Regions from separate parts of the Homo sapiens genome. Here region 1 is linked to region 2. A link is an interaction called in ENCODE POLR2A ChIA-PET data of the cell type or tissue named here. Cell type or tissue: Panc1. All regions are shown on one strand. Each heading gives the region's core, and the rest is flanking DNA. Links, peaks and the distances in the headings are about the cores only. Region 1 holds the start of ARL9 (ARF like GTPase 9). Region 2 has its middle 30 kb from the start of NOA1.

Region 1 (15,552 bases), core at 183-8,182, 440 kb before region 2:
GATTATGAGGACTGAAAATAATTGGGCATTTACCCATCTTGGTATCTGTTGTATCCTTTATCTGTGTGTGCTGATTTGATCTTTTTTCAGTTTCACATACCTTATCTAAGGTTTCCCAGGATTTAAACAGAAACTACTTCTATGATTTCAGCTGGAGTCTGAAGATACTTGTTTCTGTTCAAGTCCCACTTTAAATTATGTCTTAGGAGACTGAAAGTGGAATCTTCTGAGCATTCCTAAATATCTGCTTAGAAATATCATGTGATAAAGAGGGACCTTCTTAATACACTGATGTTCTTCACTAAATGGATGGCCACAAGAAAAATAAAGTAAATGTCTTAAATAATTTAACCATAAATTTTCTGTCATGTGATACTGGAATATGGGATACTTTTCATGTTTATATATATATATATATGTATATATATATACATATATATATATATATAAACATGAAATATATATATATGGCTCCTTTGTGCCCCATGTCATTTTCAGATTATGGTAGCATGCTGATACAGCACCATGAAAGAACTCAAGGAAAATATATCAATGTAAGAAGTTCACTCTTAGACCCAGTGTTCTGAGGTCACATGGGTTTGGACTGTCTCAATCAGAAAGATTAATGACTGTTATCAAGAACATGAACATTGGCTTCCTCCATAGAGAAGAAATCAGTATCTGAGTTGCATACCAGGCAGTATTAAAATCTAACAGGTCTGTTTGGCCCATTGATAGATACTCAAATGGTGTCTCCTTCTGGTTATGGATTTTGACCATTGATTACCTTTCTCAATGTAATGAAGTATTTTACAGTCAATTTGTGGTGTAAATGTTGCTCTTGTCTTTCCTTGCTTACAAACTACTTTCACATTGAACAGCTGTGAGACAGACATATTGAGATGCCTGCCCTTGTTAGTATTCATTTTATGCTGCCCAAGATATCATTTAATTTAGACTTAACAAGTATTTCCTTGTGATTATATTACTCTGTCCTTGTTAATAAAGTGCTGCTGTGTTTGACTCTGAACATACTACCAAAACTTCTTCAAAGAGTTTTTTATGAAAGACTTTCCTCCTTTACAAGAAAGAAATGGGGTGCTGCCTTTCTGTTTAGTAAAAGCAGAATTTGCAGTGGCATCTAAAGAGATCTTTTTTAAATAAAAATTATGTATTGTGGCATAATCCTTTTTTTGAGCTCTACAGAGAACAGTCTTTTGGTAATAGTGGCAGGTATTTATTCCTTCTGAATATATACCCCATTATAGGAATAACTGTTACTTATTTAGGATTCCATCATTGAAAATTTTGACCCAAGGCACAGCAGTGAAATTTATAGTTCTCAATTTAGTTGTCATTATTGACAGGCATTGGTATTATTAGTCATTGCTAAGCAACTAAAACTTCATCAGTTCAAATAAGTTTTAATTGTCAAATGAAGTATAAACACATGAACTTTCTAGAAATATTTCCTCTTTTGGATAGGTCTTTAACCAGTTCATATATATACTTTGTCAAATATATGGATGTGTATGTGTACATTTATAAGAACCAGTATGGATACATCCATTCACTGTGGTACATTTTAAAATAAAATATTTTAGCAGTGAATATGGATTAAGGTGTTTTGGGTGTTGGCATTTTATGGAGGACTTCCTGGTTAGTATAACCAAGAATTTTCTTTTAAGCTGAGTATCAAAATTGTGTGTACTGTCCCTCTTAGCAAACCCATAAAACTAATCTAATGGGATTGAGAGAACCCCGTGTAAACTTACTGAAAATTCATCTTGGTGTGTGTATAAACAGAAGTAAACCTTTGAAAAAGTCATTAAGCATAGCAATTCCAATGCTATTGGGAACAGCCAACCTTAAATATCATTGCATCACTCAAGCCTTCTGGAACCTGCTATTCATTGTTCCTTACAAGTCTATTTGAAACAGATACAATGAAGGAAAATAAGTTTATTACATTGAAAAATAATTGTGGCCGGGCACGGTGGCTCGCACCTGTAATCCCAGCACTTTGGGAGGCCGAGGCGGGCAGATCACCTCAGGTCAGAAGTTCGAGACCAGCCTGACCAACGTGGAGAAACCCCATCTCTACTAAAAATACAAAATTAGCCAGGCATGGTGGCTCATGCCTGTAATCCCAGCTACGTGCGAGGCTGAGGCAAGAGAATCGCTTGAACCTGGGAGGTAGAGGTTGCAGTGAGCTGAGATCGGACCACTGCACTCCAGCCTGGGCAACAAGAGTGAAACTCCGTCTCAAAAAATAATTGTGCTGGACGGGTGCGGTGGCTCATGCCTGTAATCCCAGCACTTTGGGAGGCCCAATCAGGCGGATTACCTGAAGTCAGGAGTTCGAGACCAGCCTGGCCAACATGGTGAAACTCCGTCTCTACTAAAAATACAAAAATTAGCTGGGCATGGTGGCACATGCCTGTAATCCCAGCTACTCGGGAGGCTGAGGCAGGAGAATTGCTTGAACCCGGGAGGTGGAAGTTGTAGTGAGCCGAGATTGTGTCACTGCACTCCAGCCTGGCCGACAGAGCGAGACTGTCTCAAAAAATATATAATTGTGCTAAACTGAAATATACTAAAGAGTTCAGTTTAGCAAGATAAAAGGAACCCTCCAGATATTTCTTAGCCAGTTTGAGAAACAATACCACCTTTGAAAAGCCCTTCGTGTGCCTTATTTACCATTTATTAGATAATTAGAAGTGACTAGACTATTTGGTTTTGGTTTTAATACTGAGCATTACTAGCAGCTGTGATCCTGGCAGGCTATCTCCGAATAATTTTTTTTAAAGTGAAATACAGGCCGGGCACGGCGGCTTATGCCTATAATCCCAGCACTTTGGGAGGCAGAGGCGGGGAGGATCACTTGAGGTCAGGAGTTTGAAACCAGTCTGGCCAACATGGTGAAACCCCGTCGCTACTAAAAATACAAAAATTAGCCGGGCGTGGTGGCCCACGCCTGTAATCCCAGCTACTTGGGAGTCTGAGGCAGGAGAATCGCTTGAATCCGGGAGGCGGAGGTTGCTGTGAGCTGAGATCGCACCACTGCACTCCAGCCTGGGTGACAGAGACTCCGTCTCAAAAACAAAACAGGAACTTAAAACAATGGAACCCATTCACGTTCTTCTATTTGTCTTTAATAATCCTGGGTAATAGTCAACTAATAATCCTGGGTAGTAGTCTGGAGACACTCCTAGCGGAGTTTACTCGGGAGAGGGCGGAGAAATACATGACATGAGCAGTACAGGCTCATGGTTGGGAGCTGAGGGAAGGCTGAGAATCCTCCCGGAACCTCTGGATTCTGACGCCCCAGGGGTTCTTCACACAGGCTGGCCGGTCTCGGGATTGAAGCCGGAGACGTCAGACGCTAAGGTTGCTTAGACTGCGGCCCACGTGGAAGGCTCTTAGCCACCCTGCCTGGCCCGAGGTAATCGCGCTAGGGACGCTTTTTCTGCAGCAATGATATACCCCGCCGAACTGTCCCACGTCCTGGTTGGGACCTCTTGGTTTCGCTTGGCTGGGCTCAATCCATCCGTACGCCTCCGCCCTTCCCTCTTTGCGAACCCCTGCGGGTTCAGCGAATCGGCTGCAAGAAGCCCTGCATCCGCGAGGTAAGCGGCGGTTGGCGGCGGTGCCGGGGTTGGCAGCGCCCGCGGGTTGTCTACGCCGCGGGGCCTACGTCTCTGTCGGGCGTGCACCTCGGGAGCCACACCTGGGGCCCAGAGCCACCGCTCAGCACGCGGGCACGCGGCGGGAGGGAAGGAAACCGCGGCGCTGGGGATGGAGAGGGGGAAAGTGAAGAAGAAAGAGAAGGAAAAGGAGACGCAGGAGGAGAAAATCGGAGAAAAGGGTAGGGAAGAGAAAGTGAAAAGAAAGGAGGTGGAGCAGAAAATTAAACAAAAGCAAGAGAAGCAGGAGAGGAGAAAGGGAAAAGAGAAAGAGGAAAAGAGGACAAAGCAAGGGAAGGAGACAAACAAAGAGAAGGAACAATTTAAGGGACAAGAAGAGAAAGGGGAGAACAAGGACAGCACCTTGACAAGGACCCCGCTCGAGCCGCTGGTAAGAGACCCAGTGCCCAGGACCCCTTGCCCCAAGGCTTTTGTCGGCCGTTCAGACCCCAGCGCTGTCTCTGTTACGTCGGAGGCCCCCGACCGCGTGGGAGCGAATGGATCTCAACTGAGGGCTATTTACCTATGGATGAAAGAGATGCGCCAAACTTTGAACGACCCATCCCCTTTTCCCGGGCCCCCTGCCCACCCTAGCCCTTATCGCTACCCCTGTGTCTTAACCTCAGTCGGGTCTGTTGTTGAGGGACAAGAGATCTCGGTCTTCATGGGGACATGGGGAACGGCCCCTCTACTGCCCTTAGATCTGTCCAGCGCGCAACACTAGCGCACAGACCACCTGACCACATTTAGAAACCAGCCCCGAACCCTCCCCACACGCAGGCCCTCTTTGCATTGAATGCGTTCTTTGTCAGAAGGGGCAGGGTTCCTGAACGCAGGAGGTGTTTGGGGACGCTGCAGTTGTTTTCAGACCACCAGTACCATGAATGGATGGCGGAAAAGTTTTAACTGACAGGTCTTAGAAACTTGGCATTATTTGGGTCAGCTGAATGGTCTCTGTGCTCCTGGAGTTCCTGAGCTGGCTCCTTGGCTTAGAGCTGCGCTCTGGTTCTAAACAATTATGAATGATTAACACAGTTGTGTGTGTGTGTGTGTGTGTGTGTGTGTGTGTGTGTGTGTGTGTGTTCTTTTTTGAGACAGGGTCTTACTCTGCCTCTCAGGCTGGAGGGATCCTCCCACCTCAGCCTGGCACCGCCCCCATCTCCCAACCTCAGTGACTGGCACTACAGGCACACGCCACCATGTCCAGCTAATTTTTGTATTTTTGTGCAGAGCTGGAGTTTCGCCATGTAGCTCAGGCTGATCTCAAACTCCTGGGCTCCAGCAATCCGCCCGCCTCAGCCTCCCAAAGCGCTGGGATTACAGGCGTGAGCCACCACGGATTAACAGAGATTTGATCTCTGGTAAAACACAGACTACATAGACTCATATTTGGCTAAAGGAATAACTTTTGACAAAAACGGTGTTCAGAATCACATTTTGTGTCTGAACTGTTTTACAAATTCAGCTTTCCTTAGGAGAAGGTAAATGTGAGGAAGCCTGAATGCAGAATTTCTAGGTAGGATGGGCGTAGGGACAGCAACGTGGTTGGAAAGGGAACTGATATTTTTGTTTTTGTTTTTTTGAGACAGAGTCTGGCTCTGTCGCCCAGGCTTGAGTACAGTGGCGTGATCTCGGCTCACTGCAACCTCCACCTCCCAGGCTCAAGTCATCCTCCCACCTCAGCCTCCCAAGTAGCTGGGATTACAGGTGCACACCGCCGTGCCTAGCTAATTTCTGTATTTTTGGTAGAGATGGGGTTTCGCCATGTTGCCCAGGCTGGTCTTCAACTCCTGAGCTCAAGCGATCCACCCGCGTTGGCCTCCCAAAGTGCTGGGATTACAGGCATGAGCCACTGTGCCCGGCCTGGGAACTGCTTTTAATTCACACTATTTTATAGGGCCTAAGATGACATTAGTCTAGGTACCACTAAGAAAGAAAAAAAAGCCGGCGCAGTGGCTCACACCTGTAATCCCGGCACTTTGGGAGGCCAAGGTGGGTGGATCACCTGAGGTCAGGAGTTCCAGAACAGCCTAGCCAACATGGCAAAACCCCATCTCTACTAAAAATACAAAAAAAGTAGCTGGGCATGGTGGCATGTGCCTGTAATCCCAGCTACTCGGGAGGCTGAGGCAGGAAAATCGCGTGAACCTGGGAGGCAGAGGTTGTAGTGAGCCAAGATCGTGCCACTGCACTCCACAGAGAGAGATTCTGTATCAAAAAAAAAAAAAAAAAATTCTCCCAATCAAAATGTGACATACTCTCAATTGTCAAAGACATTCTAATTTCAGAGATATTAAAATGTGGAATGTGGGGGGAATATGTATCTTAGAATGAATGAAGTATGTTGGGGTAGGCTGAATAGGGCCTCTGGTGAAGACTGACAGGACACAATCCACTCTTGGCTGCCATTTCTTGGTGCCAGTATTGCTTTAAAACATGCAATTTTAAGCCATCCAATGAAGTCTCCCTTGCCCCTCTTCCTTACCTTGACACACTCTCAGAATGACATCATAACATTTAGATGCAAATGAAGGGAATGGAGAAGAGGCAGGGATGGAAGACATCTATGAAAATACAATTTAGTTTAAGAGCCATCAAAGATTTGCTCCAAGAACAAATACGTACATTTTTTCTTTTTCTTTTTTTTTTGAGACAGAGTTTCACTCATGTTGCCCAGGCTGGAGTGCAATGGCGCGATCTCAGCTCATTGCAACCTCCACCTCCCAGGTTCAAGTGATTGTCCTGCCTTACTTAGCCTCCCCAGTAGCTGGGATTACTGGCATTCGCCACCACGCCCGGCTAATTTTGTATTTTTACTAGAGACCGGATTTCACCATGTTGGTCAGGCTGGTCTCGAACTCCTGACCTCAGGTGATCCGCCCTCCTTGGCCTCCCAAAGTGCTGGGATTACAGGTAAGAGCCACCGCACCGGCCTACTTTTTTTCAAATTCTGTTATTCACTATATGGCCTTCATAAATCATGATCTCTGTACAAGTCTTTATTAGGCCAGACCTCAAAATATCTCATTTTCACATAGATGTTTCTAAAAAGAAAGTGGGACAGACATTCTAATGCTGTTTAAGATCACTTTTTTCTAGAAATCTAGTTTAAGTCTAATGTCAACATTTAGAGTTCAAGCAGAACAAACAGAAATGTATACGATTATTGTTATTTCTAAACCAGCGCCATTGAAGACAATTATTAGAGTTTTTTGTGCATAAGAAACTTCTTTAGTAGGATCTTTGAGAAGTAGAATTGAATTCCTATGAGCAGTCTGGCTATATTGTTGCTTATTTATTATTGTTTATGTTAAAGTTTACACCCTGGAAACCACCTTTCAGAGCACCCTGTACGATCTTCACACCAGCCTGCCCTTCTGTCCCTCAGTCATTTGCCATAAAAATTCTAAGGCTAATACGTTGATAGAATGCTTTTTTCTTTTTCTTTTTCTTTTTTTTGTTTTTTTTTTTTGGGATGGAGTCTGTATCACCCAGGCTGGAGTGCAGTGGTGTCATCTCAGCTCCTGCAACCTCCACCTCCCGGGTTCAAGCAATTCTCATGCCTCAGCCTCCCAAGTAGCTGGGATTACAGGCATATGCCACCATGCCCGGCTGATTTTTATATTTTTGGTAGAGACAGGGTTATGCCGTGATAGCCAGGCTGGTTCCAAACTCTTGGCCTCAAGCGATCCACCAGCGTCAGCCTCCTCAAGTGCTGGGATTACAGATGAGAGCCACGATGCCTGGACTAGAATGCTTCTTTCTAAGTTTACTTCAAGTTCATCAGTTTAGTTTTTTTTTTGAGACGTTGTCTTGCTCTGTTGCCCAGGCTGGAGTGCAATGGCGTGATCTCGGCTCACTGCAACCTCCGCCTCCAAGGTTCAAGCAATTCTCCTGCCTCAGCCTCCCAGATAGCTGGGATTACAGGCACCCACCACTGCACTGGGCTAATTTTTTTTTTTTTTTTTTTTTTTTAAGATGGAGCCTTGCTCTGTCGCCCAGGCTGGAGTGCAGTGGCACGATCTTGGCTCACTGCAACCTCCACCTCCTGGGTTCAAGCAATTCTCCTGCCTCAGCCTCCCGTGTAGCTGGGACTACAGGTGCCTGCCACCACGCCTGGCTAATTTTTTGTATTTTAAGTAGACACAGAGTTCCACCATATTGGCCAGGCTGGTTTCGAACTCCTGACCTCAGGTGATCTGCCTGCCTTGGCCTCCCAAGTTCATCTGTTTTTAAAACAAATACTCATTTGTGATTGAAACTGGCTTAATAATTTCTATAACCTTTTCATTTAATTGTGATACTTATATTAGAATTATAAGAGGGAGGCTGGGTGCGGTGGCTCATGCCTGTAATCCCAGCATTTTGGGAGGCCAAGGTGGGCAGATCACGAGGTCAGGAGTTCGAGACCAGCCTGACCAACATGGTGAAACCTCGTCTGTAGTAAAAATACAAATTGCGGAGCGTGGTGGCATGCTCCTGTAATCTCAGCTACTCGGGAGGCTGAGGCAGGAGAATCGCTTGAACCCAGGAGGCGGAGGTTGCAGTGAGCCGAGATCGTGCCACTGCACTCCAGCCTGGGTGACAGAGCAAGACTCCAACTCAAAAAAAAAAAAAAAAAGTATAAGAGGGAAACCTTGCCCTGAGATCTTACAATCTAGTTATTCAATTATGAAGACAGGAGAAATTAATAATTGAGACCTTAGATGCTTATGCACCGAGTGGCACAGTCAATACATGCACCACGGAGGTCCCAAGACCCCAAACAAAATGAATTCAGGTGCAGTCTCCAATTCATAGACACGAATTCAAGAAGCAAAATGAAGTCTGAGAATTGGTCCTGTAATCTATAGCACTGCTCATAAATGCTGATAGTATAGTATTTATTTGATAGACTGATCAGGAGGTGGGGGATAGAGGACGGATGTGAAATTAGTATCACATAATGAACAGCTCATTAGAAAATATTAACTAGTTGGTACTGTTTGTTCTAGACGTATAAAATATTCGTGAAGTTTTATCCCTTTTTTTTTTTTTTTGGAGACAGGGTCTCACTCTGTTCCCCAGGCTGGAGTTCAGTGTGTGATCTCAGCTCACTGCAACCTCTGCCTCCTGGGTTCAAGTGATTTTTGTGCCTCAGCCTCCCAAGTAGCTGGACTTACAGGTGCACGCCACCACACCTGGCTAATTTTTTGTATTTTTAGTATAGATGGGGTTTCACCATGTTGGCCAGGCTGGTCTGGAACTTCTGACCTCAAGAGATCCTCCTGCCTCGGCCTCCCAAAGTGCTGGGATTACAGGCGTGAGCCACCGCACCTGGCCCGTGGAGTTTTATTCTGGTTACAGTTCCAAGAATATTATTGGATTCTGCCAAGACCCAGAAAAATGAGCCCCTGATAGCATGGGCTTATTGATTTATCTTTTTGTTTCACAGGAGAAAAACAAGCAAATCCTAGTGCTGGGCCTGGATGGAGCAGGAAAAACCAGTGTCCTGCACTCTCTAGCTTCAAACAGAGTCCAGCACAGTGTGGCACCCACCCAAGGTTTCCATGCAGTTTGCATCAACACTGAAGACAGCCAGATGGAGTTCCTGGAGAGTAAGCTCTCTGTTCCTTAGTTATAAGATAGCCACATTTTATTGTCTCTTAAGCCAGATATGATGTTAGCAACATTGAGTCCTTGTGAAAACTAACACTGAATCAAATTTTCCTAGACTTTTAGAATGGATGTGTAGTTTAATACCCAGGTACACTGTGGGGGGAATCACTTTTTGCTTTTTTGATACTCTCCTTTTTACAGTAGTGGTGATAAAGGGGAATTTAGAGGAAGGCTTTAGCACTCACTCCTATAATCTCCTGTAATCATCCTTCTTCCCACACTACTGCAAATGAGCATGCAATCTAAGTGTAAGTACAGTGTGCTTGCTTCTCTGCAAATAAAATTATAGACAAGCTCCAAACCTCTTCTTCTAAATAGATGGCAGTCCACAGGCCCCTACTGGATAGTAATTCTGGAGTCACCACCTCTAAATATTACTGTCTCCTGAAGTTGGGTCAAGTCCTCTTGTCTTCTCTTTACACAGTCATCCATCCTCATGGCATTAAATACCATCTATATGCTAATGGCTCCCAAATTTATCTATCCAGCCCAAACATATCCAAGTCCTCTAAAACCTAACAAGGGAAAAACAAAATGCTTGATTTTTCCAATATCTGTTCTTTTTCCTTTAATCTTCTGGTCAGTAAATGGTTCCATACTCATCAAGTTGCTCTAGCCAGAAACCTGGGAGTCACCCTTGACTCCTCCTTTTGCATTCCCACCTCCAGTACACAAGTAAAACACTATGAATTTTGCTATCTCCAACGCATCTCTCAAATTCATTGGTTATATCCTTTGTACTGCCCCTATGCAAGTCGGAACCTCCATCATCTATTACTTAGATTATTATAGTCACCTTTTTACTTTGGCTTTTATCTGTTTACGAAGAGAAGTATTTTAACACATACTTTTAAGTACATCATTTGCTAATTTAAAACTCTTCTGTGGAGATCTCATCCTTGTAATAAAATCCAGAGTCTTTGTTATGACTCATGAGGCTCTTCATAAACTGCCTCCTCCCTAACCTTACCTCACCCCAGGCTTATTGTACTCCTTTCCTTCTCTCCTTTTAAAAGAGCTTTCTTGGGTGTGCCTTCTGTCAGAAATACTACTACCCCTGCTCTTCCCTTGATGGCTTGCTCCTTAGCCTTCAGGTATTAGCTTACATGGCCCCACAAAATCAATCATTCTTTTTTTTTTTTTTTTTTTGAGACAGAGTCCTGCTCTGTCACCCAGGCTGGAGTGCAGTGGCACGATCTCAGCTCACTGCAACCTCTGCCTCCTGGGTTCAAGCGATTCTCTTGCCTCAGTCTCCTGAGTAGCTGGGATTACAGGCACACACCATCATGCTCAGCTAGTTATTTTGTATTTTTAGTAGAGACGGGGTTTCACCATGTTGGCCAGGCTGGTCTCGAACTCCTGACCTCAGGTGATCCACCCACCTTAGCCTCCCAAAGTACTCAGATTCAGGTGTGAGCCACTGCGCCCAGCCCGTAAAATCATTCTTTCTAAGTATGTTCCCCAATGCTGTTTGCTTTCTCCATAAGGTTTTTAATAACATTCACTATTTATTTTTGTTTTTGATCTGTCCACCCAACTAGATGGTAACTTTTGCTATACTTGTTTTGTTCAACAATGCATACCCAATGTCTGGCAAATAGTACATATTCAACAAAAATGCATTAAGTGCCAACTGTGTTCCCGATTTTTATCATGATCATCAATATCCTGAAAAAGAACAGCAGTTTACGCTTGCAATCTTTGAGATTTAAAATGTGTATCTGCACAGTGGCTATATTAAGCCATCAATTTAGGTAAATTTTCATAATGCCACAGGGCAGAGCTTCTAAGGAGGCTTTTTTTTAGGATGCAGCATCCAGTGGTATTCAGTGATATAAATCTGTATGGGCTGTTATGCTGTTGTGTAACACTTGGAGTATGTTGGGGATTGGTGGGAGGTGAAGTTTCATTGTATAAGCCTATTCGTAGAAATGATATATTCACATATAATTTTGCCTATATCTCTTCATCAACATTCTACAGATCATCTCTAAAAAATTCTTGTAGTTTATGCACTAAAAAGTAGTGGCAAAAATAAATGGAGAGATTTCAGCTGCTATTATAGTTTTTGAAGGGCCTTCCTGTGACAAAACCACAAATCCTGGTTAAAATTTATTTTTTAAAGCATCGAAGAACTTGCAACAAGTTAGACAAATTTTCAAGGCTACCTGCTTTACTCTTCCTGCTCTTTCCCTCCTCCCAAAGAAAGAAAAATAAAACAACTCATGAGTTCAAACTGGAGTGGCAGCCACAGTAGATAAGCAAAGAGAAAAGTGGTGTTATCTAGAGGCACATACCAGTATTTAATCTGCAGTGGGCCTGAGACAAAATAGGAAAGAACTAACTAAGATGCCTGCATGACACGAGGGCCCCTGGAAGAGTGCTAACATGCTCCCAGTCAGTAGCTCCCCCAGTTTCTAATTCTGGAGCAAAGCCCCCCAATATTCTCATAAATTAAGATTAATCAAATATGAGTTCAGGCCAGGCATGGTGGCTCACACCTGTAATCCCAGCACTTTGAGAGGCCGGGGCAGGTGGATTACTTGAGTCCAGGAGTTTGAGAACAACCTGGGCAATATGGCAAAACCCCATCTATACAAAAAATATAAAAAATGAGCTGAGCATGGTGGTGCATGCCTGTAGTCCCAGCTACTCTGGAGGCTGAGGCAGGAGGATTGCTTGCGCCCAGAAGGCAGAAGTTGCAGTGAGCCATGATCACGCCACTGCATTCCAGCCTGGGCAACAAAGTGAAACCGTGTCTCAAAAAAGAAGATGACAAAATCTACTGATCAAAACTAGCATTTAAAGCATTTATAATCTTAAATGATTATAGCTGAAAGGAAAATAGCTGAACACTTATAGGTTAAATATGCAATGTAAATTAGGTAAAAGAACAACAGAATAAAACCAAAGAGGGTAGAGGGGGAGATAATAAAGACACGAAGCCAATGAAATTGATGAAGACACAGTAGCAAAGATCAGCAAAGTCAAAAGTTAGTTCCTTGAATAGATAAACAAAATAGACAAATTTCTGGTGAAATTCATTAAGGAAAATCTGGAAACCACATATAAATAATGTCATGAAGGAAAAAGAGCATATCATTGATTAGGATGACAAGAGTATAATACCTGTATTAACAAATTTGTACCAATAGATATAAAGTCCTGGATAAGTGGCAAAAATCCTCCAAACATGTGTCTTAGGAAAATGGACTCAATAAGAAATAGGAATATTGAATAATTTAAAACTTTTAAAGAAATCAATAGCGAAAAATCATCCTATAATGAAAAACACCAGATCAGTTTGTTTATAGGTGGGCTCTTATCAATCTTAATCTTACATAAATTCTTTCAGAGAATAGGGGAAAAAAAGAAATGCTCTCCAACTCACGGTATGAGGTCACTGTATATCCAAACCAGCAAAGATAGTATAAGAAATGGAAATGTAGAAATCTGAACAAAATTGTAGTAAACTAAATTCAGTTAACATATTAAAGAGATAATGTATCACTAGATGAGTTTCTTCAAGAATGAAAGGTTGGTTTAACATTTGAAAAATAGCCAGGTGTGGTGGCTTATGCCTGTAACTCCAGCACTTTGGGAGGCCAAGGGGGCGGATCACTCACCTAAAGTCAGGAGTTCAAGATCAACCTGGCCCAACATGGTGAAACCCTGTCTCTACTAAAAATACAAAAATTAGCCGGGCATGGTGGCAGGTGCCTGTAATCCCAGCTACTCAGGAGGCTGAAGCAGAAGAATTGCTTCAACCCAGGTGGTGGAGATTGCAGTGGGCTGAGATTGTGCCACTGCACTCCATCCAGTCTGGATGACAAGAGCAAAACTCCATCTCAAAAAAAAAAAAAAAAATTTGAAAAAAATATGTCATTCACCACTTTATCCATCAAAGTAAAAAACATAATCACCTTAATATAAGCAGAAAAAAATCTGCTAAATTCAGTTTCCATTTATGATAAAAATTCTTAATAAGCTAAAAATAAATGGGAATTCCTTAACCTACCAAAACCTCAGAAAACTTTACTCCTAAACAGAAAGTACTAAATGTTAGAAGTACTTTCATTCAACATTATACAGGAGGGTCTAGTCAGTTTGAGAAAAAGAAATAAAAGGCGTAAGAATTAGAGAGGAAGAAATAAAACAGTACTTATTTACAAATGATATAATTGTCTTCAAAGAAAGCCTAAAACACCCTTCAAATTATTAGAAATTATAACAGCTTGGCAAGACAACTGTATATAAAAATATAAAATTAATTGTATTTCTGTTATGCAGCAGCATGTAGCCATTTTCAATAGCAACAAAAGATAGGAATAAATCAAACAAAAAAAGTGTCTATCTATAAAGAGAAAATGTGTAGATGTCATTGAAATCAAAAGACCTAAATAGAGACATAATACAGTTTTCATGAATAGGTAGACATTATATCAAAAGAATTAATTCTCCCCAAATTGACGTTTAGATACAATTCAATTCCAATCAATAGCTCAACAAGATTTTTTAAAAAGAGTTTGACAAGCTGAGGCTAAAATTTACATGGGTGAGCAAAGGGGTAAAGAAAGCCAAGACACTCTTGTAGAAATTAATAAGAAGGATGGACTTGTCCTGTCAAGTATCAAATCTTATTATAAAGATATGAAACTAAAATGCGTGGTGTTGGCACAAGAATAAACAAAACGACCAAAGGAACAGACTAGAGAGTCCACTGGGGAAACTATTCAATAAATGGTGCAGGGACCACATGGAATAAAGATGAAATTAGTTTCCTGCCTCCTATGCATACAAATGTATACATCAATTTCCGATGGATAAAAGCCAAATGTAAAAAGCTTTGTGGAGAAAATATAGACTATCCTTATGACTTCAGGATAGAGAAAGATTTTTTAAACAGGATACAAAAAATAATAACCATAAGAAAGATGGATAAATTTAACTACATTAAAATGGAAAACATCTGTTCATTAAAAAGATGCCACAAAATAGGGGAAGATACATGCAACACATCCAAGCAAATGCCTAGTGTCCAGAATATATAAAGAACTCCTACAAATAAAGACAACATAAAAACATTGGCAAAAGACGTGAATAACATTTCACATAAATTAGAAGTGAACATATGAAAAATACTCCACTTGATCAGTAAGTAGAATTCAAATTAGGCAAAAAAAAAAAAAAAAAAGAAAAAGAAAAAGAAATCTGATAATATCAAGTTTTGAAGAGGATGCAGCTGGGTGCAGTGGCTCACACCTGTAATCCCAGCACTTTGGGAAGCCAAGGTGGGTGGATCACTGGAGTTCAAGGGTTCAAGACCAGCCTGGGTGACATGGCGAAACCCAGCTCTACAGAAAATACAAAATTAGCCAAGCATGGTGGCTCGTGCTTGTAGTCCCAGCTACTGGTGAGGCTGAGAAAGGAGGATCGCTTGAGCCCAGAAGGCAGAGGTTGCAGTGAGTGGAGATTGCACCACTGCCCTCCAGCCTGGATGACAGAGCACAACCTTGTCTCAAGGAAAAAATAAAATAAAAATAAAAAGAGGATGTGGATGTAGAGGAAACTTACTGGCTATTAGCTGTTGGCAGAGTGTGTATTGGTACCAACTTCTTTGGAAAACAATTTGGTGTATTTGGCATTAGTTACATGCTTAGATACAAGGAGAAACTCTTGCTTGTATGGACCTCAGGAGACAAATACAAAAATGTTTAGAGCAGCATTGTTTATTGTAGCAAGAAATGAGGAACAACTCAAACGTCCACTGATGTTTAAACTATGTGTGTTAAAACCATATGAGTTACACAGCACTATTTTAACAAATTAAAAACAGAAAATACTTCAAGGAATGACTAGCCTACCTCTATAGAAAGGAAGCCAAAGGAAAGGCAAAGATCCTTTCTTGTTAGCATTTAAAATACTTTTTGTTAAGTTCTTGAAACAGAGGTCCAAAAAGTTTTTCTGTCAAGAACTACATAGGAACTAATTTATGCTTTGCAGGCCACATGCTCTCTGTTGCAACCACTCAACTCTGTCTTGAGAAAGCAGTCATAGACAATATGTTGTATATATATGTCAGTGTTACTATAAAAGTTTATTTCTGGGCACCAAAATCTAAATTTGATATAATAGTCCTGTGTTAGAAAATGTTATTCTGTCTTTTTTTTTCTCCAAAATTTAGACATGTAAAAGCTATTTTTACCTA
Region 2 (16,300 bases), core at 3,624-11,623:
AATTGCTTGAACCTGGGAGGCGGAGGTTGCGGTGAGCCGAGATTGCGTCATTGCACTTCAGCCTGGGCAACAAGAGCGAAACTCCATCTCCAAAAAAAAAAAAAAAAAAAAAAGTCATCCCAAGTAGCAGGAAATAGCAAGACTTGAAAAAGATTATTATTTGTTTTTGAGACAGGGTCTCACCCTTTCACCCAGGCTGGAATGCAGTAGTGCGATCTCATTTCACTGCAGCCTTGGCTCACTGCAATTTTCCTGCCTCAGCTTCCCAAGTAGCTGGGACTACAGGCATGCGCCACTACACCCGGCTAATTTTTGTATTTTTAATAGAGATGGGGTTTTGCCTGTTGGCCAGGCTGGTCTCGAACTCCTGACGTGAAGGAGCCCTCCCACTTTGGCCTCCCAAAGTGCTGGGATTACAGGGGTGAGCCACCGCACCCGGCCAAAAAAGATATTTTTTTCAACTTGGTTTTGAGAAAGGTTCAAGCTTACAGAGACATTGAAACACCTGGCCGAAAAATATATTTTTTTCAACTTTATTTTGAGAAAGGTTCAAGCTTATAGAGACACTGAAAGAATGGTATACTAGGATGGGCGTAGTGGCTCACGCCTGTAATCCCAGCACTTCGGGAGGCCAAGGCGGGCGGATCACCTGAGCTCAGGAGTTCAAGACCAGCATGGCCGACATGGTGTACCCCCCATCTCTACTAAAAATACAGAAGTTAGCCGGGCATGGTGGCACGCGCCTGTAATCCCAGCTACTCGGGAGGTTGAGGCAGGAGAATCGCTTGAACCCAGAGGCGGAGGTTGCAGTGAGCTGAGACCGTGCCATTGCACTTCAGCCTGGGTGACAGAGTGAGACTCTGTCTCAAAAAAGAAAAAAAAGAAAAAAGAAAACATACTCCTCAGTTGGATTCACCACTCACATTTGCTTTCTATATATTTATGTTATTTGCTAAACCACTAGAAATTCAGTTGCAGATATACCCTTTCTAAATATGTCATTTGTATCTCCTAAGGATAAGGGCATTTTCTTCTACAATTAGTATAATTAATTCGGGACATTGAAGATTAGTATTATTAAAAAAAAATTTTTTTTGAGACAGTCATCTAGCGCAATCTCGGCTCACTGCAACCTGCACCTCCCGGGTTCGGTTTCAAGCCATTCTTGTGCCTCAGCTTTCTGAGTAGCTGGGATTACAGACGCGTGCCACCACTCCTGGCTAATCTTTTATTTTTAGTAGAGACGGGGTTTCGCTATGTTGGCCAGACTCTGGAACTCCCGGCCTCAAGTGATCTGCTCACCTTGGCCTTCTAAAGTGCTGAGATTACAGGCGTGAGCCACCGCACCCAGCAAGATTAATGTAATGTTCTAGTATTAGTCTGTACAGATTGAGTATCCCTTAACCAAAAAGCTTGGGACTACAGTGTTTTGGATTTTGGATTTTTGAATATTTGCATTATACTTACCGGTTGAGCATCCCAAATCTGAAAATAAAAAATCTGAAATGGTCCAATTCAGATTTGGGATGCTCAACGAATGTCTTCAAACTGATAAATGTGTTGATACCTAATCCCCTCCATTTATTACCCATTGCACTTGTCACATTTCTTCAGTTTCCTTTAACTTGGAACAATTCCTTAGCCTTTGTCTTTAACAGTGACACTTTAAAGGGTGCACACCAGATGTTTAAAAAATGTCCCTTAGTTTTTTTCTGTTTCTTCCAGCTCCAGTTCAGGTTATGCATTTTGGCAAGGATACTTAACTCTGTTATATTACATGAGAAGGCACATGATGTCAGCTTATTCCAATATTTGTTGTGTTAGGTTGTTAAGGTGTTGTCTGCCAGATTTCTCTACTGTAAGGTTTCTTATAATTCTGTGGGAGTATACATTGAGTCTCCTTCCTCAACAAACCCACTGATTTTAACATCTGTTGGTTCTTGCTTGAATCAGTTATTACTGTCATACCTTATATATTAGCTGATAACTTCTCCAGTCAAGAAGAGCTTTCCCTTCTCTCATTTCTTTTATATCATATCTAATTTCTACACCAGTGTTGGTGTAGACTCAATTCTTAATTTGATTAATGTGTTATGACCCATGACAGTCATTCACTTTACCCCATTCAGCTGTTGGGGGCTGGGGTGCTCATCTCAGGTCCTTGAATGAGACTTTGTACAGTCTATTAATACACTGAAGGGTTCCAATCTGTGACCAACGATGTTCAAACTCAGCCACATCAAACGTCTGTATAAGTCATAACAGTACTATAAGATTTAAAATTTATGAAAGCTTGATGGAATACCTTAAGGGATAAACCGCAAATGGAAATTTACTAGTACTGAAGATTCTTCCAGAAGAGGCAATCTTAGAGAACAATATCCTAACTCTTTTATTAACTTTGAAATACCACAATTTTCATGTCTTCATTTATGTGCTCTAATTAGATAATGTTTAAGTCACAACTCACACAATTACGTGCTCAGAATTCATCTTGATTACAGCTCTCTTCCTACTAACTCTATTTAATTTGTTTCCTCTCCAGAATTAATCACTGTTAACTTGTTACTTACTTGTATATGCGGATTGAAATGCATGATTTCTCAACATGGAATCAGCATTTGCAGCCTAATGCGCTTATTTTTATTAATATCACACCTCTCACAACTTCATGCTGATCCACGTTCATGTTGTAGATTAAGTTATCTACTATTGTATTACTAAATCCTAAATGTTACAGGTTATTAAAAAATCAGATCTGGCCGGGCGCAGTTGCTCACGCTGTAATCTTAGCACTTTGGGAGGCTGACATGGGCAGATCACTTAATGTCGGGAGTTCAAGACCAGCCTAGCCAACACGGTGAAACCCCGTCTCTAATAAAAATACCAAAATTAGCCAGGTGTGGTGGCGCATGCCTGTAATCCCAGCTACTCGGGAGGCTGAGGCAGGAGAATCGCTTGAATCCAGGAGGTGGAGGTTGCAGTGAGCTGGGATTGCTCTACTACACTCCAGCCTGGGCAACAGAGTGATACTCCTCAAGGAAAAAAAAAAATCAGACCCCTATGTCTTTGAAATCTAGTAAGTTAGTGTAAGTCTAAAGTAATATCCATAAATATCATAATTTGTTATGGTCTTTTAAATATTCTCTTTTCCACTTAACATTTCCAAAATCAACATGATGTCCCTTAATATCTTATAAAGTCGAATTTTTTTTTTCTTTTCCCGACACAGAGTCTCGCTCTGTTGCCAAGGCTGGAGGGCAGTGGCATGATCTAGGCTCACTGCAACCTCCACCTCCCGGGTTCAAGCGATTCTCCTGCCTCAACCTCCCAAGTAGCTAGGATTACAGGCACCTGCACCACGCCCAGCTAATTTTTGTATTTTTAGTAGAGGTGGGGTTTCACCATGTTGGCCAGGATGGTCTTGAACTCCTGACCTCAGGTGATCCGCCCCTCTTCGGCCTCCCAAAGTGCTGGGATTACAGGTGTGAGCCATGGCCTAAAGTCGAATTTCTTTCTTTTTTTCTTTCTTTCTTTCTTTTTTTTTTTTTTTTTTGAGATGGAGTTTCGTTCTTGTTGCCCAGGCTGGAGTGCTGTGGCGCAATCTCGGCTCACCACAACCTCTGCCTGCCAGGTTCAAGCGATTCTCCTGCCTCAGCCTCCCAAGTAGCTGGGATTACAGGCATGCGCCACCACGCCAGGCTAATTTTTTATATTTTTAGTAGAGATGGGTTTTCTCCATGTTGGTCAGGCTGGTCTCGAACTCCCGACCTCAGGTGATCCGCCCCCCACGGCCTCCCAAAATGCTGGGATTACAGGTGTGAGCCACTGCGCCCGGCCCTAAAGTCGAATTTCTTAACATTTGATTCCTGAAAAAGGTGGTACAGAAATAAAATATCAGAGTAAAGAGATAGTTGGCACTAATAAAACGAAAAGCCAGCTGGTCAATAAAGCCCCATAATATTCCATTTATTTTTATTACAAATAGGACTGTAATTCCACAGCAGCATTGAAATGCCAAATGAATAATTACTAGAAGGTATCCAAAAAATTCTCTAGCACCCAAATCTCAAACTTGAAGAAGTAGCAAACTTAGCCTACAGAAATAAGAAGTCTGCATGTAAGCATTATTATGTAGGAAGTGATGTCTCTCACAGACTAACCTGTGTACCATTCTCTTGGTTACAAACAACAGCACACTATTTCTTCTCTTAAAGTCTTGTAGTCTATGGGGGAACTGTGTAGTGAACCATCCTGGTGACTCTGGTAAGGAGATTAATACTCTGACTTTCATGTGCATAGTCAGGAATGCTTTAGTTTACAGGATCAAATGTAGCTACACCTATGCCAGGAATAAAAGGCTCAATTTTGACAGTTTTATTTACTGACGATAAATGGGATGTTTGATACTGTTCTGCAATTTGTGAAACTATTAATTTGGAGATCTTTGTCAGTAAGGAGACCTTCATTCTTTAAACTACTGCATAACGTTTCATATTATGGATGTGTCTTAGTTCACTTTGTGCTGCTAAGACAATACCTGAGACGGAGTAACTTTTAAAGAACAGATTTCTGGCCGGGCTTGGTGGCTCATGCCTGTAATCCTAGCACTTTGGGAGGCCAAGGTGGGAGGATTGCTTGAGGCCAAGAGTTCAAGACCAATCTGGCCAACATAGTGAGACCCTGTCTCCATTTAAAAACAAAAAACCCCTCAAAAACAGAACTTTGGGGGACACATTCAAGCCATAGCACATAGCAGGATGTATCATGGGTTAATCATTTTAACATCTATTATTTCTGGGACATCCTTATTGTCAAAATTGGTTGACAGCGTATTTTGAGAGTGGAAGCCATGGTTAAGTGAATGGTTCACATACCCATAATTTATTTCTTACAACCCTACAAGTTATGTTTGTTCATCCCTGTGTTCTTTTTTTTTCCTTTTTTTTTTTTTTTTTTTTGAGACAAAGTCTCTTTCTGTTGCTCAGGCTGGAGTGCAGTGGCGTAATCTCAGCTCATTGCAACCACTGCCTCCCGAGTTCAAGTGATTCTTGTGCCTCAGCCCCCTGGAGTAGGTGGGATTACAGGCGTGGGCCACCACGCCTGGCTAATTTTTGTATTTTAGTAGAGACGAGGTTTCACCATGTTGGCCAGGCTGGTTTTGAACTCCTGTCGTCAGGTGATCCACCTGCCTTGGCCTCCCAAAGTGCTGGGATTACAGGCATGTGTCACCGCACCCGGTCTATCCTTGTGTTCTTAAGGTAGAACTACGTGGCTGGGCGCAGTGGCTCACGCCTGTAATCCCAGTACTTTGGGCGGCCGAGGCGGGTGGATCACGAAGTTAAGAGATTGAGACTATCCTGGCCAACATGGTGAAACCCCGTCTCTACTAAAAATACAAAAATTAGCTGGGCGTGGTGGCGTGCGCCTGTAGTCCCAGCCACTTGGGAGGCTGAGGCAGGAGAATAGCTTGAACCCGGGAGGCAGAGGTTGCAGTGAGCCGAGATCGCGCCACTGCACTCCAGCCTGGCAACAGAGCCAGACTGCGTCTCAAAAAAAAAAAAAGAACTACTTTCATATTTGCCAATAGTACCAAAGCTTTAGAGCCATTATGTTAAAAGTTTCTTTTTACACAGAAGGTGTATTTGCAATGTTTAATTCAGTGTTTATTAAAACAACAAACAATGAGTAACATCTTACTGGCTTCCCTCTATTATGACATCTAACCACCAGTTTAAATTTACTAAAGACTAGCTGGGCACAGTGGCTCACGCTTGTAATCCCAGCACTTTGGGAGGCCAAGGCAGGTGGATCACCTGAGGTCAGGAGTTCAAGATCAGCCTGGTCAACATGGTGAAACCCCATCTCTACTAAAAATGCAAAAATTAGCCAGGTGTTGTGGTGAGCACCTGTAGTCCCAGCTACTCAGGAGGCTGAGGCAGGAGAATCGCTTGAACCTGGGAGGTGGAGGTTGCAGTGAGCAGAGATTGCACCACTGCCCTCCAGCCTGGGTGACAACGCGAGGCTCCTCAAAAAATAAATAAATAAATTTACTAAAGACCATAAGAAGCTTACCAACACTTGGCAGATTAATTTCATCCTTTTGACAAAAGTAAATGTATAAAACAGTTGTACCCTGATTCTGCTTTATTTTTATTTTTTTATTTGAGAGAGAGCGTCTCACTCTGTTGCCCAGTCTGGAGTCAGTGGCTTGATCTCAGCTCACTGCAGCCTCAACAGCCCCCGGCTTAAATGATCCTCCCACCTCCACCTCCTGAGAAGCTGGGACTACAGGCATATGCCACCATGCCGGCTAATTTTCTTTATTATTTGTAGAGACAAGTTCTCACTGTGTTGCCCAGGCTGGTCTCAAACTCCTGGGCTCAAGCAATCTGCCCTCCTCGGCCTGCCAAAGTGCTATGATTACAGGTGTGAGCCACCATGCCCGGCCCTGATTCTACTTGTACAGAGAGATCTGAGATAGCATAAGCCAGCATTTTTAGATAAGCCACTCTATTCATTATGTGTGCAGTTCTTTACAACCGTAACGGAGGTGGGCGGATTACTTGGGCTCAGGGCGGATTACTTGGGCAACCAGCCTGGCCAACATGGCAAAACCCTGTCTCTACCAAAAAATACAAAAATTAGCCGGGCATGGTGGTGCATGCCTGTAGTCCCAGATACCTGGGAGGCTGAGGCGGGAGCATTGCTTGAACCCCGGGGGGTAAATGTTGCAGTGAGCTGAGATCACACCACTGCAGATCCTGGGCGACAAAGCTAGACCCCGTCTCAAAAAAAAAGAATACGTCTTAACGTTTTGGATTTGTTTGAAAATGTTCTTCGTTCTTGGGCCTGTGAGCCTGCTGTATTAATAGCCTTGCTATTTGTCTCAACTGATTCACTTATTAGAATATCACTTGAGTTGAAGACACTTGTAGTCGGCCAGTGTCTCTTGGTGTCCCAGAACCAATAACTGACTCTAGAAAGCAGGAAGCCGTGAGAGCAACAAATGTCCCCCAAATGGCTATCTGCTTGCTTGGTGTCCACTGGACCCTTGTGTTGTATTTTGCTTAATTTTAAATCTTTTAAAAATGTAAGCTGCTTTTTGTGCTGTCCTCTCCTGTTTCATGACCAGCCACAGCAGTAATAGCACTGATAGCAGTAATAGGCATAGGAATTTTCTTTCTTTCTTTTTTTTTTTTTTTTTTTTTGAGACGGAGTTTCCCTCTTGTTGCCCAGGCTGGAGTGCATTGGCACAATCTTGGCTCACTGCACTCTCCACCTCCTGGGTTCAAGCGATTCTCCTGCCTCAGCCTCCTGAGTAGCTGCGACTACAAGCATGCATCACCACGCACGGCTAATTTTTGTATTTTTTTTTTTTTTTTTTAGTAGAGATGGGGTTTCTCCATATTGGCCAGGCTGGCCTCAAACTCCTGACCTCAGGTGATCCGCCCTCCCAAAATGCGGGGATTACAGGTGTGAGCCACCGCGCCCAGCTGCATTTTCTGTCTTAATCCTGCACCTTTTGGGTGTTTTCCTCATCTGCAGGGCATGCCTGCGTGTATGCACGTGCGGGCACACACACGCGCGTGCACCTTTAAATTCTTCACTGAGGCTTGCTGGAGTTCTGTCTCTGGTGGGTAGATGGCTTACAGCAGGCAGCGCAAGATCCGTCCACCCCATTCAGATAAAGACAGGGATTTCAGGGCCGTGGTCCCTCAAGTCAATGAACTCCAGAGGAAAGGACTCTTCTGGAGATACCAGAAGACTCTGGTATGAGCAAAGCCCAGACTCTCCTGGGCTGTACTCATGTTACAAGAAAGGGATCCCCCAGCCTGGCCAGTACGGTGAAACCCCATCTCTAGTATAAATACAAAAATTAGCCGGGCGTGGTGGCCTTTGCCTGTAGTCCCAGCTACTCGGGAGGCTGAGGCAGGAGAATCGCTTGAACGTGGGAGGCGGAGGTTGCAGTGAGCCAAGATCGCGCCACTGCACTCTAGCCGGGGCAACAGAATGAGACGCTGTCTCAAAAAAAAAAAAAAAAAAAAAAAAAGGCGGTCCCGATCCAGACCCCAAGAGAGTGTTCTTGGATCTCGCGCAAGAAAGAATTCAGGGCAAGTCCGCAGTGAAAGCCAAGTTTATTAAGAGAGTAGACGAATAATGGCTGGGCGCAGTGGCTCACGTCTGTAATCCTAGCACTTTGGGAGGCCGAGGCGGGCGGATCCCGAGGTCAGAAGATTGAGACTATCCTGGCTAACATGGTGAAACCCCGTCTCTACTAAAATACAAAAAAATTAGCTGGGCGTGGTGGTGGGCGCCTGTAGTCCCAGCTACTCGGGAGGCTGAGGCAGGAGCATGGCGTGAACCCGGGGGACGGAGCTTGCAGTGAGCCAAGATTGCACTCTAGCCTGGGCTACAGAGCAAGACTCCGTTTCAAAAAAAAAAAAAAAAAAGTAGAGGAATAAAAGAATGGCTACTCCATAGACAAAGCAGCCCCAAGAGCTGTTGGTTGCCTATTTTTGTGGTTATTTCTTGATGACATGCTAAACAAGGGGCGAATTATTCATGCCTCCCCTTTTAGACTGTGTAAGGTAACTTCCTCACGTTTGTAAACTGTTATGGTGCTGGTTGGAGTGTAGCAGTGAGGACAACCAGAGGTCACTGTCGTCGCTAGTTTGGTTTTGGTGGGTTTTGGCCGGCTCCTTTACTGCGACCTGTTTTATCAGCAAGGTCTTTATGACCTGTAGTTTGTGCTGATCTCCCATCTCATCCTGTGACATAGATGCCTTAACTATTTGGCAATGCAGCACCTTAGGTTTTAGCTCATTTTACCCAGCTCCTATTTAAGATGGAATTGCTCTGGTTCACATTCCTCTGACATTTCCCCCGGCCCTTTTATAGGAGAACCCTTAATCCTAAAGGTTGCAGGGGGATTAAGATCTATCTTCTGTAACTTCTTCAGGCTGAATAGGGGGCGAAGATATTTCTGCCTAACTATGAGGGTCTCTTGCTAATTAGGGTAGAGAGGAGCTCAGTCAGAAAGCATCAGTATGGTAAGGTCCATTCATAACTCTTGAGTTTTGACAAAAGGTGATATCTGGAAGATTAGTGTTTAAGAAAATATTTAGTAAGCTTGTCCTGTATTCCTACACAAAGAGTATAACAGCAATATATTGCACAAGAGTAAAGCAAAATAAGTAAAGTTATTCCAAGTAAACTAAATTAGAAGGCTTTTCATGAACTGGGCAACTGTTGGAACTAAGCTGATACAGGGTTGTTAGCTGATTGTAATGTGTCCAGAATAAGAATATTGATCCAGATTTTTACATTACCCATCCTCTTGTTTCTTCAGAGCAGCAGTCAGAGATTACTGCTTGGTTCACAGGAATAAGCAACGTTAGCCTAAATCGCAGAAACAAACTTAAAAATAACTAATGAGACTAGAATTTAATAACAAGTGTAGCATAGTTCTTGAAACATAATATTTCTCTCCAGTTTCCTATTTTTACTAAAGAGAAATCATGATAAGACTGATTTGCTTTATTATACTTGGCCTGATTATATGTATAAAGTGCAGCAAGAATAATTATTTTTTACATAAGCTCTTTTTAAATTGGCTTTGATGGAACTCTGTTCCATAGAAGGAATTTCAGATAAGACTTTTTTTCTTTTTGCTATTAACTTTTTTTTTTTTTTTTTTTTTTACCATTCATTCAACTGTTTGCTCAGAGAGAAACCAGAAATCTGACTGGTAAGAAATTCTTATCTTTTTCCCGGGATGCCAGGCTTCTGGGTTCCCTTTCCCTGAGTGGCCCTAGTGATGTGGCTTGTGGCACCATCGCCCTGGGGGCCAAGCAGCATCATAAAGGTAAATTTTTTTTTTGTTCTGGCTAGAGCAAAATATGTGTGATAAAACATAGACATTAGCCATTCTGCTTAGCACCCAATATCAAACTGGCAAGGCTTAAATTTGCCCCTAGATGGACCCTGTCATCTTTTTTTCTCTTCTTTCTTTCCTTTTTTTTTTTTTTGACAGAGTCTTGCTCTGTCACCCAGGCTGGAGTGCAGTGGCATGATCTCAGCTCACTGCAACCTCCGCCTCCCAGGATCAAGTGATTCTCCTGCCTCAGCCTCTTGAGTAGCTGGGATTACAGTCACGTGCCACCACGCCTAGCTAATTTTTGTATTTTTAGTAGAGACAGGGCTTTACCATGTTGACCAGGCTGATCTCGAATGCCTGACATCGTGATCCACTCGCCTTGGCCTCCCAAAGTGCTGGGATTACAGGTGTGAGCCACCGCGGCCGGCAACCCTGTCATCCTTAATCCAGCCTCCGACTTGGAGTTTCAACACATGGACTCTGGGCAATATGGTTGCCCTGAGTAGCAGAAAAGATTAAAAAGAAAAAAAAAAGGGAAAGGAGAGAGAAAAAAGCATTGCCTGTGGCAGGGTGGGGAAGGCAAAATGCTCAGAGAGGCCAGAGAAAGACCCACCCATTGCAGCAACACTGAAAAGTTCAGGTGTCTGCGGCTGCTGTCATGAAGGTATCTTTTCCGGCAGTCGCATCAGCTCTCAAGTTTCCCCTTATAGGGAGGAAAAAGCTCCCCATGACCCACGATCCTGTACATACCTAATCCTGTCACCCACAGCCATCAGCAAAGAATGCAAGGCAGATTAATACAAAGAGCGTAGCCTGCAGTGCCAAACCCCTTTTAGTTGAGAGGTAGACTTTACTGAGAGGGGTCTCTAACCCCCTAAATCTTAGAAGGGACTCTAACCCGCTGTTAGTCAAGCATCCTTGCCTTTTATTAAGAGGGGCCTCTAAACTACTCTGTCTTAGGGGAGACTCTAACTCCCCTAAGTTGGGTCTCTAACCCAATCCCATTCTTTACCTGGGTACCCCACCACTTACCCAAAGTCGTCCAATCACTGCTGGAGTCTATTTCCTTTGGGTCAGGGGGTCTCCTCGGTATTGCCCCTTTTGTGGTTTGCAAGATAGATGTTACCAGACCCCACTACTTACCCAATGTTAGCCTTTGGGTCGGGAGTTCCTGCAGTATAGTCACTTCCCTGGTCACCAGAAAGATGTTACAGGACCCCAACATTCACCCAAAGGTAGCTGTTGGGTCAAGGTTTCTGCACTATAGTCTCTTCTGTGGTCACCAGAAATATGTTTCAGGAAAGGGGGTCCCGATCCAGGCCCCAAGAGAGGGTTCTTGGATCTCACGCAAGAAAGAATTCAGGGCGAGTCCACAATGCAAAGTGAAAGCAAGTTTATTAAGAAAGTAAAGGAGTTGGGCATGGTGGCTCACCCCTGTAATCCCAGCACTTTGGGAGGCTGAGATGGGTGGATCACTTGAGATCAGGAGTTCGAGACCAGCCTGGCCAACATGGTGAAACCCCGTCTCTACTAAAAATACAAAAATTAGCCTGGCATGGTGGTGCATGCCTGTAATCCCATCTGCTCGGGAGGCTGAGGCAGGAGAATTGCATGAACTCAGGAGGTGGATGTTGCAGTGAGCTGAGATCGTGCCACTGCACTCCAGCCTGGGTGACAAAGCAAGACTCTATCTCAAAAAAAAAAAAAAAAAAAAAAAAAGGAAAGGAATAAAAGAATGGCTACTCCATGGACAGAGCAGCCCCGAGAGCTACTGGTTCCCCATTTTTATGGTTATTCCTATGCCAAACAAGGGGTGGATTATTTATGCCTTCTCTTTTTGGACCATGTAGGGTAACTTCCTGATGTTGCTGTGGCATTTGTAAACTGTCATGGCGCTGGTGGGAGTGTAGCAGTGAGGATGACCAGAGGTTGCTCTCATCACCATTTTGGTTTTGGTTGATTTTGGCCGGCTCCTTTACTGCAACGTGTTTTATCAGCAAGGTCTTTATGACCTGTAATTTGTGCTGACCTCCTGTCTCATCCTGTGACTTAGAATGTCTTAACCATCTGGGAATGCAGCACTGTAGGTTTCAGCCTCATTTTACCCAGCTCCTATTTAAGATGAAGTTGCTCTGGTTCACACACCTCTGACATTCATACCTATGTGGGCAATGTGCCTTGTAGCAGAACCTGGAAAATCTCAAGATATTCCCTGAGACCTATGCAGATCCCCAGATTTCAAGTCTTGCCAGAATGCTTGATCACTTTCATTAGAGTAAGTGGCCTCTTCAAACTTAATAACCTTGTAAATATATGATGAAATTAATTCATAAAGCATTTAAAAATCACCTTTTGGCCAGGTGTGGTGGCTCATGCCTGTAATCCTAGCACTCTGGGAGGCCGAGGTGGGCAGATCACTTAAGGTCAGAAGTTAGAGACCAGCCTGGCCAACATACTGAAACCTCGTCTCTACTAAAAATACAAAAATTAGCCAGGCATGGTGGTACACGCCTGTAGTCCCAGTTACTCGGGAGGCTGAGGCAGAAAAATCGCTTGAACGAAGTGGAGGTTGCAGTGAGCCGAGATTGTGCCACTGCACTCCAGCCTGGGCGACAGAGCAAGACTCCATCTCAAAAAAAAAAATTGGCTTTACACCTTTTTGACCAATGTTTTTTTCATCTTGATAGTTTTTACACTAACTGATGGGGACAGTTCAAGTAGTTTCTTTTTGGATTTCAACACTATCACATCTCTAGATACCCCAATATAAGATTCTTTTTTTTTTTTTTTTTTGAGATGGAGTCTCGCTCTTTCACCCAGGCTGGAGTGCAGTGGCGCGATCTTGGCTCACTGCAAGCTCTGCCTCCTGGATTCACACCATTCTGCCTCAGCCCCCCAAGTAGCTGGGACTACAGGCACCCGCCACCGCGCCCGGCTAATTTTTTGTATTTTTAGTAAAGACGGGGTTTCACCGTGTTAGCCAGGATGGTCTTGATCTCCTGAACTCGTGATCCGCCCACCTCGGCCTCCCAAAGTGCTGGGATTACAGGCGTGAGCCACTGCACCCAGCCCCAATATAAGATTCTAGTAAAACATGGAGTTGAAGATGGATTTAGGAACAAAGGGACCTCCTATATGGTTCTCCTTGTTCCCTGCCTCCCCTTCTGTCTCAGTATGGGCCCAGTGTGCTCTGGCAGGACAAGCGGGTGTGGGGAGGGGAGGGATAGAGATGCGAAAATGCTGGCAGATGGCCACTGCTAAAAGGGGTTCTGAAATTACTTCCAGCCACACGGCCTCCCCACCTCTCTCCCTGGTTATGGAGCCAGGAAAAGAAACGAGTTTGTATGGCTTCAGGACCCTCAGCTTGAACTCTGCCTCAAACCCTTGTCCATTTTTCTTTCTTGGAGAGCAGTAGGATACTATTTTGAGACATGAAGGCCCTTCATTTCTGTGTTCTCATTACCTTCCCCATTACAGAGACTTCCCAGGTAGAGGACTTCCTAGGATAGCTTTCTTCTAGTATAAGTACTGGAGCTAGAGGGAGAGATAGCCCAGAATTGAGTCTGCATGGATTTTTTTTTTCATTGAAATTTACCCAAGTAATATGTACACATTAATAAGTAAAAACAAAATATTCCTAAAGGATTTATGATAAAATCAAAAGCTGAAAATCTCTCCCCACTTCTTTGCTCGTCATATAGCAGCTCTGTGTATCAGACTTCTGAGGTAAATTTAAATTAGGATAATATTTCTCTTTTTTTCTTTTCTTTTCTTTCTTTCTTTATTTTTTTTAAGACGGAGTTTCATCTTGTTGCCCAGGCTGGAGTGCAGTGGCGCAATCTTACCTCAACACAACCTCTACCTCCCAGGTTCAAGCGATTGTCCTGCCTCATCCTCCTGAGTAGCTGGGATTACAGGCATGCACTACCATGCCCAGCTACTTTTTATATTTTTAGTAGAGATGGGGTTTCACCATGTTGGTCAGGCTGGTCTCGAACTCCTGACCTTAGGTGATCCACCTGCCTCTGCCTCCCGAAGTGCTGGGATTACAGGCATGAGCCACTGTGCCTGGACTCAGTATTTCTTATTTGATAGATTTATATTGGATTTTTTTTTTTTTTTTTGAGATGGAGTCTCACTCTGTCGCCCAGGCTGGAGTGCAGTGGTGCAATCCCGGCTCACTGCAACCTCCACTTCCCAGGTTCCAGGTTCAAGCGAGTCTTCTGCCTCAGCCTCCTGAGTAGCTGGGACTACAGGCACACGCAACCACACCCAGCTAATTTTTGTATTTTTAGTAGAGGCGGGGTTTCACCATATTGGCCAGGCTGGTCTCGAACTCCTGACCTCGTGATCCACCCATCTTGGCCTCCCAAAGTGCTGGGATTAAAGGCTTGAGCCACCGTGCCCGGCCTGGATTCACTTTCTATAGGCCAATTAGATAGCACATTATATTTGTATTTTCTTCAGGGTGATCAACGCCAAAAGCTTGTGATGGATTAAAATAGCCACAAATTCCAGTACATGTTTGAATCTGTGCTGCCATTGTGACTTGCTTTGACCAATAAATGCAGCAGAAGTGGCACTGTGTGACTTTGAGCTTCGGCCTCCAGAGGCTTTGCAAGCTCTACTCTCAGGCTTTTTGTGAACACTGTCACCTTGTGAACAAGCTTGAACTAGCCTACTTGAGGATGAGACCCTTGGAAGAGAGAGTGATCAATGGAAAATGCCTCACTTGCTCAGCTGTTACAACCATCTCAGCTGAAACTCCTGTGCGTGAGGTCAGCCTGGCTGTGTGCTGTGTGCAAATGCATGTCGCCACAGAGCAGAAGTACCATTGAGCGGAGCCTAGATTAAGTTGCCAAACTAAAGAATGGGAGCAAATAATCGCTTGGTTCAAGTCACCAAGTTTCAGGGTGGTTTGTTATTCAGCAATAGATGTGGATATAAACCTAATCATGTCCTCAAACCTAGTTAATAAAAAAGAAGCATTTTCAACGAACAAATGAGCAACTGTACCTAGAAGTGACTTACTCCATGCCCAACGGGGGAGTTAGTGGGTACATGGGACAGTTACACATTGTTCTCCTTTGTTGAACAGTCTCTTGTCCACGTTCCCATGCTGAAAAATTTTAACACATTTCTCAGAATTAGCTTTACATAAAGCTTTATTTATCTAATGAAAAAGCTAGTGTTTCAGTAAAATACATCTTTTATCTGGTATTTTAAAGGAAAGCAGCCCCATTTCTTTAATTTGCCTTCCTGTTGAGTATTTCACCATAGTTTTTTTTTTTTTTTTTTTTTTTTAAAAGACAGAGATTCGCTCTTGTTGCCCAGGCGGGAGTGCAATGGCGCGATCTCAGCTCACTGCAACCTCCGCCTCCTGGGTTCAAGCGATTCTCCTGCCTCAGTCTCCCGAGTAAGCTGGGATTACAGGCGCCCGCCACCATGCCTGACTAATTTTGTATTTTTAATAGAGATGGGGTTTCTCCACATTGGTGAGGCTGGTCTCAAACTCCCAACCTCAGGTGATCTGTCTGCCTTGGCCTCCCAAAATGCTGGGATTACAGACGTGAGCCACCGTGCCCGGCCTCACCACAGAGTTTAAAGTCGAAGACAGGGAAAAAAAAGATAAATCTATTTAGGTCAAATGCTAAATGCTGAGCAAAACTTGCAATAATAGAAAGCTTTTAATTGGACAACCCAGTAACTCCTGTTTAGGGAAAGTCAGTAAGATGTAGCAAGAAACAGGCAACTGGATTGAGAGCTACACAAGTAGGAAAAGCAGGGGCATTTAAACAAGTTCAGGGCCAAATTATCAAATTGGTTTTTGAGGCTTTTTGATTTGCAAGTAAATGGGGATCACCGGTTCTAATCTCATGAGTAGGATTAGGATGAAAAATTACAGTCTCTTTTCTATGATAGTTTAGTGTAATTTTTGGATGTTTGCTTCCCAAATTTTCTGTATATCGAATTTACTATTTTCTTAATCAGAATTGTGGGTAAGGATTTCCATGCATGCTGTGATCTGTCCGTGGTACTTGGCAAGCTCATCAGCAATGTGAAAGATTCCCAGCCAGCCAGGGAAGCACAGTCCATTTAAAGCCATCTGAGGTGGTGAGAGAGCATGGAAATCAAACTGGGATACCTGTTTTGGTTTGGGCAGCAGTGCTGAAGTAAGACAGCAAGGGCACAGCACATTACACACACACACACACACACACACACACACACACACTGCTCTGAGACAAATGCTCAGGGAGAAATTATATATGGTAGAATTCAAAGGAAGCCAGAAGGAGATTAAGTGGTAGTTGTCCAGAATTCCCGAGAGAATTGTGCTATTATCTTTGAAGGTCTTCAAAGTAGGTTTCCTTCCTAAGGTTGAAAAATTCTCACCTTTAGATTTGTTGATGGGTTTTA

What was found. Peaks named below come from ENCODE experiments on the same cell type or tissue, not always from the same donor. Only the 100,000 strongest peaks of a DNase experiment are listed, where the experiment ranks them.
Region 1: POLR2A ChIA-PET joins it to region 2 with 12 read pairs; 2 of 35 experiments call an interaction of 5 or more read pairs at or near these places.

Annotation. Positions count from the first base shown.
Region 1 is chr4:56,502,065-56,517,616 of GRCh38, forward strand. It overlaps SRP72 (signal recognition particle 72), which reads left to right. Exons shown (of 19, transcript NM_006947.4): 19 at 1-1,617. ARL9 (ARF like GTPase 9) reads left to right here and starts at 3,727. Exons shown (of 4, transcript NM_001363794.2): 1 at 3,727-4,077; 2 at 9,121-9,283. The coding sequence starts at 3,799. In Panc1, for the core only: no CTCF peak of the experiment used is centred there; no DNase peak of the experiment used is centred there; H3K4me3 peaks cover 1,328 bases; H3K27ac peaks cover 328 bases.
Region 2 is chr4:56,939,358-56,955,657 of GRCh38, forward strand. No RefSeq gene overlaps it. Among named protein-coding and RNA genes, the nearest start is that of NOA1, 30 kb to the right of the region's middle. In Panc1, for the core only: no CTCF peak of the experiment used is centred there; no DNase peak of the experiment used is centred there.